Linked DNA regions of Homo sapiens: regions 2 and 3 are each linked to region 1. Evidence: chromatin contacts called from ENCODE Hi-C or POLR2A ChIA-PET data. All regions are on one chromosome and are shown on one strand. The core of a region is the stretch at or near the end of the contact, and the rest is flanking DNA. Distances in the headings are between cores, read along the strand shown. Region 1 overlaps PRKAR2B (protein kinase cAMP-dependent type II regulatory subunit beta). Region 2 holds the start of CTB-30L5.1 (a long non-coding RNA gene). Region 3 has its middle 56 kb from the start of CTB-30L5.1.

Region 1 (3,128 bases), core at 541-3,040:
AAGGGGGCCTTTACCATCACCCCAGGGTGATCAGCTTACAAAGAGGGCAAAACTCAAGACCCTGTACAGTTCTTGACACTGTCACTGGGGGAAAAAACAAAGCCATTTCTATTATTAAGATTTATCTTACCGGATCCAGATTCTTAAACAGCAGGATGTCTTTGCAAGCCTCTTGCAACCTATTTCTTTGATCATCAGTTTTTGGATGTATAATCTAAAAGGACATCAGATTTAAAAAACAAAGACATTAGCCAATACCATCTCACTCAAAGAGATTTTAAAAACTAACAAAAATCAGAACCAACATTAGAAAGAAGAACTGTTAGCGCTCAAGTTTGCTTCAGGTTGGTGCTGAGATTCACTTTTGGTGACTGGTAACTTATGAGCCTACCAAGTAGGGGAACATAATTCACCTTGTTCGGGGGAGGTTGGTATCCATTCATCAATATAGCACTGAAATGTTTTTCAAAAGCATATTTTCCCCTAGGTTAGCAAGTTCATTATGCACACAACTGTGACTGGCTAGGAAGATTCCAAAGCTCCCAGCCAGTGGGGACCCGTACAAAAGGACAACAGGTGCCAGCAGCTACACTGAAAATTTGGACTGCTGTCATTCTGTTTCTACTGAGTTTAATACTCTTTCAGGATGTAATTCTTTCTTTTGAATCTTGATAAGGTCCCTGGAAAGAAGTAAAATGTTTAAATGTATATGGCATTAGATGCCGAATATATTTTTACACATGTGGTATGTACCTGCCCCACAGCGAGCAAGTGATTTTTAGAAGGGAGCAAACAATCATGCACTGCCACTCCAAGAGAATATGTGTTCCAGGGAAAAAGAGTCCAAGGAGGCTGGCTGGTGCACTGATTTCAGAAGGAACTCAAGGAAACTAGTGTGCTATATTCTCACTAAACTTGTATTCTAGAGTGTGAAGAGTGGCAGAATGCCGTGTGTGTAAGTGTGGCTTGCTATCTCTCGAGTCCCTTTTCACTAGCAGGAGGCTCAACTGACTTGGACCAAAAGGTCCACTCTTTTGTGAACATGAACAGTTTGTAACTATAAAATGAGTTAGAGGGGCAAGGGGTAGTCCTAAAAGCAGCAGACACGGAGTTGGTTTTCCTGAAGACCTACACACCACCCTTTCCTATTCCAATGCTCACTCAAAGAGTGACCACAAGAGCTGATGGGCAGGTACCTTGCCTCTTCAGGCAGCCTGCCCTACCATCAGAGCATCAGAGCTCACAGAATCAGGCAGCAGTGGAGTTTATAGCCACAAACATCAAAACTCACAATGGGAAATTTAAATCAGCATTTCAAACCACATCAGATGGCTAAAAATTAATGAAAATTATAAGCCTGAAAAGAATTGGGGAAACTTATAGTATTGCTAAACTATTTATATGTAAACTATTGATATATATACCATTTATTTGCATTATGTAAAGACTACATGAAAGAACTACTAGCTAGTAAGAGAAAGGGTCACTGCACTTTCCCCTCTAAGGGTAAGGTAGATGTAAACCTTTGTTTACTATCTGCCCAATATTCATCTCAAACTAGATTCTAAGATGACACACAAACACAGACAAAGTAGATCCCAGGGACTTCTCATTCACTGCTGCATAAGAAACCTTTAAAATTCAGGTATTAACCAAACCACACCAACCAAACTTCACTTCCTCCTACTTCAAATAAGGAAGGCTAACACACTAAAACAAAACAGAAAGTCATTTCTCACTTCACAAAATCCATCTAGAACTTCAAACCAAAGCAACCGAGATGTCTGCCTGCTGAGAAGCTGTTCTCAGAAAGGAAAGGGGGGAGAGGAGAGTGCATCAGGCATCAGTATCGTGCACCTGCTTCGCTCTGGTCAACTTTATGTCTTTCTCTCCAACCCATTCAATTCCTATAAGCCTTCACACAGAAATCCAGCTTTTTCCTCTTCTCTCTTCTTCCTGCTACCTCTCGTACCAATGACGACTTTTTTTTTTTTTTTTTTTTTTTGAGACAGATTCTCACTCTGTTGCCCAGGCTGGAGTGTAGTGGTGCGATCTCAGCTCACTGCAATCTCCGCCTCCCGGGTTCACGCCATTCTCCTGCCTCAGCCTCCTGAGTAGCTGGGACTACAGGTGCCTGCCACCACGCCTGGCTTTGGTTTTTTTTTTTTTTTTTTGTATTTTGTATTTTGTATTTTTAGTAGAGACGGGTTTTCACCATGTTAGCCAGGATGGTCTTGATGTCCTGACCTCGTGATTTGCCCAGTTCAGCCTCCCAAAGTACTGGGATTACAGGCGTGAGCCAGCGCGCCTGGCCTCTTTTTTTTTTTTTTTTTTTTTTAAGACACAGTCTTGCTCTGTCACCCAGGCTAAAGTGCAGTGGTGGTGCACTCGGTTCCCTACAACCTTTGCCTCCTGGGTTCAAGCGACTCTCCTGCCTCAGCCTCCTGAGTAGCTGGGATTACAAGTGCCTGCCACTGTGCCCAGCTAATTTTTGTATTTTTATTAGAGACAGGGTTTCACCATCTTGGCCAGGCTGGTCTCAAACTCCTGACCTCATGATCCACCCGCCTTGGCCTCCCAAACTGCTAAGATTACAGGCATGAGCCGCTGCACCCAGCCCAATCACCATTTCTAAGTAGTATTTTTTTTCTCAGCCCCACCTCCATCACTATGGTCTACTGCTCTCCTCCTGTTTCCCTTTTCCCTCACCCTGCCATTACTCCTCAGCACTCAGAGTCCACTCTCTGTAATTAACCTCGTCGGTAAAATCCCTCTTCACTGGGGAAAGTAAACAGCCAGAAAGCGGGTGTGGTCTCTGACACTCCAGCTCCTCTGTACTGCAGCCACCTGCTCTGAAGATGCTCTCCTACATTTTTCCTCTGGGGCTTAGCATGATCCCACCTAAGGGATCTCTCTCTGGATCACTGAGGCCTCAGCAATACACCCAAAGTGTGATTTTAGTGTACTAGAGGCCACTTTGGTTTTCATTAAAATTCATTCCTGATTTCAGATAAAAATTTTATTTGTTAAACAAACATAGCATAAATACATGCCAGGTACTATTCTAAGGGCTTTACTAATATTAACTCATTTTATCCTAGTGACAGATCCCATGAAGCAGGTTAAGA
Region 2 (3,223 bases), core at 249-2,748, 530 kb after region 1:
TACTGCCCTTCATTAGAAGCGAGGGCCCTTGGTGTGCCCCCGTATGGGAGGAGGGTTTACGAGAGGGCAGACAGTGGTGGGGAGAGAAAATTGGAATCCGATTTATAGTAATGGAATCTCAAAGGAATGCTACTATCTTATTCGTATGCTTCCCTATTATATGTATCCTAAGGAAAATTAATATTTTTTTCTCTAAATAGTTTTTTAAGGTAATATATATGTAGTAAAAATTCATATAGTATAAAAGGATATTCAATGAAAGTAAAGCTCTTTCCTACCCTATTCTCCATTATTCTTTCCCAGAGGTGACCACCAGTCTCAGTTTCTAGTCTTTTCCTTAAAAACCTTTAAGTATAGAAATGCATATTACATATACATTTATAACACACCATGCAAATATATCTAAATCCAAACCTAACTGTACATCTATATCTATATTTTAATATACAGTTGGTAGCATCCTATCATCAAGAGCTCTCTATTTTAGCTCATAAAGACATTATTATTATTTTAGTGCAGTAGGAACACATAACTTGAGGTCTACCTTCTTAGCAAATTTTTAAGTGTACATGATAGTGCACCATTATTTATTAAACTGCTACATTATATTACTACTATAACTGCATGATATTTAATCAGTTCCCTATTGATAAATATTTAATTTGTTTTGGTCTATTACTATTTCAAGCACTGCTGTAATGAAAGTCCTTGCACGTATGTGTATGAATCAGGGTCCAGCAGAAGCAGATGGCACATCCCAAGCTTACCTGACGAGTTTAGTCATGGAGGTACTATTTACACAGGTGCTGGCAGGATGAATAGAACCAGCAATAAATGGCTAAACATTCAGGAACTCCCAACAGTGACAAGCCTTCACCACCCCAGGCATGAAGGGATAAGGGGAGGGAGCAGTGTTACTAGAAGCCAGTGAGACCATGGCTGTGGGAGAGAGGCCAGCCAAACGGAGCTACAGCCACATGGTGAGGAATGGAGCCAGTAGCCAAACTGCAGCCATCAGAGTAGGAGCAAGAGGAATAAATACCCTGACTGCTATCTCCTTTTGCTCTCTGGTTTTCTGCTGGTTCTTCCAGCTGCTGAATAGAAGTGGAAGTCAGAGGTTGGGGAAGCCCAGGTGATGCAGTCCATGGAGGTCAGTCTGCAAGGTACAGGGTAGGCAGGGAGAGGAAGGATAAATGGGGAATAATCAGTGTAATATGTTGTTACACAAATGTGCCATTAATCTAGTAGAAATTTTCCTAGAAGTTGAATTGTGGTGTCAGCAGGAAGGAAAGAGCTGGCCACATGTCCCTCAATCTCCCTTCTCCTCCTCTTCCATGGTAATACAATGCAAAGCTGTGCAAATGGCGGCCCAGAATTAAGACTACATTTCCCAGCCTCCTTTGCAGCTAGAGCAGTGGAACGGGAAGTGTCGCGTGACAGCTTCTGAAAAACTTCTCTGAGAGACAGATGACAAGTGCCTTCTGTCCTCTATTCTTTATTCGTTTTTGTACTTCACATGCTGCCTAGGGCCACACCCTTTTGGTGGTGAGTGGGGAGCTGGAAGGAGCCAGGTTCTTGAGGACTTTATAGGGTAAGAGCTGCCCTGCCAGTTCTAAGCTATATACCTCCAGATTTTATTTATTTGGGAGAGAAATTAACTTTTACCTCGTTTAAGCAACAGTTATTTTCTTTTCTATGTCAAGTACCTAAATCTAATCCTAATGAATATAATGGGTATAAAATTTTTGAATTTTTATGGGTGTTGTCAAGCTTGGTTTATTTAATTTAAAAATATCTAATTGACAGATAAAAAGTATATATATATTCAAGGTGTACAACATGTTGATGTGATACACATATATGTACACTGGATACTGATTACTACGATTACTACAGTCAAATTAATTAACACATCTATTACAACCCGTAGTTAACATGTGTGCGTGTGTGTGTGGTGGTGTGGTGTTTTAAGTTGAATTTTCCAGACTTTCTGGGTTTGAATCTCAGCTTCTCCATTTACTAGACATGTGATCTTGAACAAGTTTCTTAATCATTTTGTGCCTTAGTGTTCTCATAGTGATAGTGATAGAAACTACCTCATTTGGTTGTTATGAGGAGTAAATGAGTTAGAATATCTGAAACACATAGAACGTCTATCTGACATAGCTGATACTCAAAAAAAGTAAGCTATTTATATTATTATTACTAGTATCATTTTTAATTGTCCTCCAAAGAAGATGTACCAATTTGTCTATTCACTGTCTGGAAGTGTCTCTTTCTCTCCTTTCATCAATACTGTGCATTAGCAAAGATTTTTGTCCAGTAAATGAATAGTGATATTTCATTTTATTTTAAATTACCATCTAAAATTTTAAGGTTGAATATCTTTTTATATTTTTATGCCATTTATATTTATTTTCTGGTGAATTTTCTGTTTGTGTGCTCTGTTCATGATTTTTTTTTGAAATAACTCTCGAATGTATAATGAAAATTAGCCTTTTGCATGCTATGGGTGGGGCAAATATTTTCCCAAGTTTTTATTTGTCTTTGACATTATTTTTTCCATACATAAATTTTAACATAGTAAAAATGATCCTTCTTTTTCATTATAACATCTGAGCTTAATGAGAAAGGTCTTTCTCACTCTGGAGTATAAAAATAATTCCCCATGTTTTTTTCTGGAAGTTTATAGATTGGTTTATATCAAAATATTTTTCCATTTGGAATTTAATTTGGAGTAGACAGTGAAGAACGAGTTGAAGTAATTCTTCAGAAAGCTTGGTTGGAGGGTTGACAAAAATGAGCTATCTGACATATAAATCCTGCAGAAGTTATAGCTTACTGATCCGCACAATAGGTATATTTTAAACAAGTATGCCAGTACGCCCTGGCCATCGGGCATGCAGAAGTTTGCTGAGTTTGCCTCTTCAGCTTTCTCTTCTTTGTGGGAAACACATGGGTTGTTTGTGATCATATCTTGTGTTTCTAGAGTAAGGTCTTGCCAGGTCTAGCATAATTACTTAACCAGTTTGCAAAACTGCCTTTCACACATCATATCACCTGGTTCTCACGTCCAGGTAGTACACAATTTCTTCTCCTGCCAGCAGGGCCACCTTGCTATTCGTTCACAGGATAAATAATAATGCCACAGTATGTCATACCTGTGCTAACAATGACCCATCTGTGGACATGACAGTCAGGGACTACCTATGCTTCACAGCCA
Region 3 (3,401 bases), core at 582-3,081, 580 kb after region 1:
TGTTTAACAATTGGTTCACAAATTCCTGAAAATTTAATAGCTCTTGTGCCTCCAGCACACCACTGCTTCCTCTCTTAAGCCCCTACAGTCCAGGGGCCAATTCCCTACACTGCAGTCCGATTCCCTACAGCCAGACCCTGTGACCAGAGTGATCTTTAAAAAACCCATATCTGATAGGCCAGGCACGGTGGCTCACGCCTGTAATCCCAGCACTTTGGGAGGCCGAGGCGGGCGGATCACGAGGTCAGGAGATCAAGACCATTCTGGCTAACACGGTGAAACCCCGTCTCTACTAAAAATACAAAAAATTAGCCGGGCGTAGTGGTGGGCGCCTGTAGTCCCAGCTACTCGGGAGGCTGAGGCAGGAGAATGGCGTGAACCCGGGAGGCGGAGGTTGCAGTGAGCCGGGATAGCGCCACTGTACTCCGGCCTGGGCGAAAGAGCGAGACTCCGTCTCAAAAAAAAAAAAAAAAAAAAAAAAAAAAAAAAAAAAAAGTACATCTGATAACATTAGACTAAAATCTAAACTCCTCACCATGACCTTCAAGACCCTTCAAAGTCAAGCTCTGCTTACCTCTCAAATCTCACTTTTTTTTTTGAATTTTTACAGCCCCAATTTTATTTTACAAACCAATGGCAGCTACTAGAAGATTCTTTAGGAAACCTTAGCTAAGCCACATAATCAGGCCTATACAAGTACAGAAAAAGCTAAACATCAAATCTCACTTTTTGAACATTCTCTCTTCTCACTCGGTCCTCTCCAGCCACATTGGCCATTCTGCTGTGTTCTCAGACACACCAAGTCATTTATTCCTTAGAAACTTTGCACTTGTTATTCTCTCTGCCTGGGATGCTTTTCCTTCAGAGATTCCCAAGGCTTGCTCACATCTCTAAAACAAGTCTTTTCCCCGACTACTCTTTAAGGGAGAGTCCACCTTTTCCACCCTCAGCATACTCTAGTCCATCTCCTTGCTTGATTTTCTTCACTGAACTTTCACTATCTGGAATTTATTATCTGTTTGTTTCTTTATTTGTTGTTGTCCCACTAGATTGTGAGTGTGAGGAGGGCAGGGGCTTTGTCTATCTGGTTCATTGCTGTATCCCTGGGGCCTAGAACAGCACCTGGTCCTTGAAGAGCATTAGAGCCTTCACATTCCACGGCCCCTGGGGTATTCACTATGGATAGTGTTCCTCTGTGGAACATCATTCATGCAGGATAAATCAATGGTAAACAAATCTTCAGTGAATGTGTGCTGTCTGCTCAGCAATGTGCTATAACTGCTTGACTTGTGTTTTGAGCTCTAACATTTCAAAAAGTCTGCCAGAGCCTTGCATATCTCCCAGATTGGAAAGAATGAGAATTCCTTATGATCAGAAATCACAAGACTGAGAATACTAGTTTGTTTTTTTAGAAGAGTCTTACTTGCAGGAATAGTTTCAAAATAGTTGCCTCATAAACTTCTGAGCCCTGGAAGTCCTGACTATTTCTGCCTGGCTCTTGAAATTTGTTCTGGCACTGTCTGAAGCTCTTCTTCACTCCAGCTTTGGGCTTCTGGATGAAAGCTCCTGGTTTTTTTTTTTTTTTTTTTTTTTTTTTCCACTCACCACTGTGAACTACACACCCAAATCCCCAACCCCAGCATTTTTCTTTATTCTGTCTTTGGCAGTTGTTTTTGTATTCTGGTTTTAGTTTGATGTTTTCAGACTGTTTCCTGTTCTAGCCATGGGCTATCTCTGGCTGGCTTCAGTGTGTCTTGTAGAATTTGTGCCCCACCTCCCTCTAGCTGCTTGTTTTTTCCACATTCTCTGTCTCTGAGTAGGGATTTTCTTACGCCCTGTTCACATCTGCCCCCTCCTGGCAGGTATGATATTTAGTGGAGTGAACTTGACTCTAGTTCTTGATCAGTTTTGTGCTTAATTTAGTATTGACTCTAGGTCTTGATCAACGCATCCTTCTACATGTAATGGGCAACGTTTATTCAGTTCCTAGCTTTGACCAGCTAGATGAAGAATGTGGACAAAACACAGGAGAGTAGATAAGTCAGTGCTCATTACAGGGGGTGTGTGCCCCACAAGAGCTGCATAAGGTGGTCCATTGGGAAACTGGAAAGAAATGTTAGAAACTCTCTTTCTAATTTTATTTTTTAATTTCCATATTTGTGTATGATCAAAGCAACTTTATGGACAAAGATGTATGATCAATAGAGTTTGGAGACCACTGTTCTGGATAATAATTCTACTTATACTTTATAACCAATAATGACTCAGTCATTTACACACAGTGTGTACATTATGTAAAATAAATCATATTCACCCCCACATTGAATCATTTTTATTGCTGGTGTCTGGGCAGTCATGAAATTCTTCATGCCCCTCTTACATTATAAAGTTCTTACTAGGTACAGTTTAATAAACCTATGGCTAGGGGTGAGCAGTGAGGGAATACTATATCATACTGACTGTTTGATCTTTCCAGAAATACTATTCCTTGTGAAAGATTCATCCTATTTTAAATGTGAGCCTCTGCAAATCTTAAAATAGTTGAAATGCTTCCAAGTGAAATAATATGTCATATCACTGAATCAGTTAAAATATGCTTCGACTCAAAATATCTTTGATATTGTGTGTTTTAAACTTTATTGAAAATCACTTAACATTTATTAAGAACTTTTTGTTTTTCTTTTGTACTGGGTGGATAGTTGTCAACTTGGCATTATCCCTGCCTCTTGCCATGGAGCTTTTGGGTTTGATTCTGCTACTGAGAGGAATTTGCATGACATTTGGAAAGAGATAATAGAAGTCATCATTTATGGTTATGGACAAAAGTAGGGACAGTGGCAGACTCGAGGCAGCTTCTCTGTGAACTACTGCTTGGGTGCTGTAAGCAGCTGAGACCAGCAGTAGTGGTTTCCCTGATAATCCTGTTTCATAAATGAAACAACATTTTACTTTTATTTTTTATAAAATCCAGATTCTGCACAACTGACTTAACCTTTTAAACATATTAATTTGACCCCCAAATTAATCTATAATTTCATAGCAAATCCAACCAAAATTCAGGTAAAATTTTTCTTTTTCTGCGGGATTAGGGTGGGGAGAGGGTAGGGAACCTGATAAACTATTTCCAAAATATATAAAGTAGAATAAGGGTTCACATTAGGAAAAGCAACTATACCACATAAAAACATAAAATGGAAGATTCACACCACTAGATACTAAAATGTTTTACAAAGTCATAGACAAAAAAAATAATGTGGTACTTGCAGGTAGACAAAGCAGTGAAATAGAGAACTATATATGCACAGCAGATCCTCAGATAACATAATTTCATTCAACATCATTTAATTATAATGTTGATATGAAAAAAAATGGATTCCCAGCCAGGGAAACTCCACTGTGTG

The links. Hi-C counts contacts between places; a loop is a spot of excess contacts on that map. ChIA-PET counts read pairs that join two places held with the same protein, here RNA polymerase II (POLR2A). Pooled maps may share reads with other maps.
Region 2: a pooled map shows a loop between it and region 1 (6-fold over the local background). The contact joins the promoter of CTB-30L5.1 here to the enhancer-like site in region 1. A Hi-C loop is called at or near these places in 1 of 168 maps with a recorded cell type or tissue (heart right ventricle) and 6 of 50 pooled maps. POLR2A ChIA-PET finds 5 or more read pairs at or near these places in 2 of 52 experiments (common myeloid progenitor, CD34-positive and naive thymus-derived CD8-positive, alpha-beta T cell).
Region 3: a pooled map shows a loop between it and region 1 (2.8-fold over the local background). The contact joins two enhancer-like sites. A Hi-C loop is called at or near these places in 2 of 37 single-sample maps with no recorded cell type and 5 of 50 pooled maps. POLR2A ChIA-PET finds 5 or more read pairs at or near these places in 2 of 52 experiments (B cell and naive thymus-derived CD4-positive, alpha-beta T cell).

The regions. Positions count from the first base shown.
Region 1 is chr7:107,125,298-107,128,425 of GRCh38, reverse strand. PRKAR2B (protein kinase cAMP-dependent type II regulatory subunit beta) reads right to left here. Exons shown (of 11, transcript NM_002736.3): 4 at 131-214. Among named protein-coding and RNA genes, the nearest start is that of HBP1, 42 kb to the left of the region's middle. Within about 2 kb of position 1,790, at least 6 of the 41 ENCODE cell types and tissues checked have a DNase peak (open chromatin) inside an H3K27ac peak, as active enhancers do.
Region 2 is chr7:106,597,122-106,600,344 of GRCh38, reverse strand. CTB-30L5.1 (a long non-coding RNA gene) reads left to right here and starts at 1,498. Exons shown (of 4, transcript NR_187788.1): 1 at 1,498-1,591. RefSeq lists an enhancer at 1,340-1,389.
Region 3 is chr7:106,541,106-106,544,506 of GRCh38, reverse strand. No RefSeq gene overlaps it. Among named protein-coding and RNA genes, the nearest start is that of CTB-30L5.1, 56 kb to the left of the region's middle. Within about 2 kb of position 1,831, at least 9 of the 41 ENCODE cell types and tissues checked have a DNase peak (open chromatin) inside an H3K27ac peak, as active enhancers do.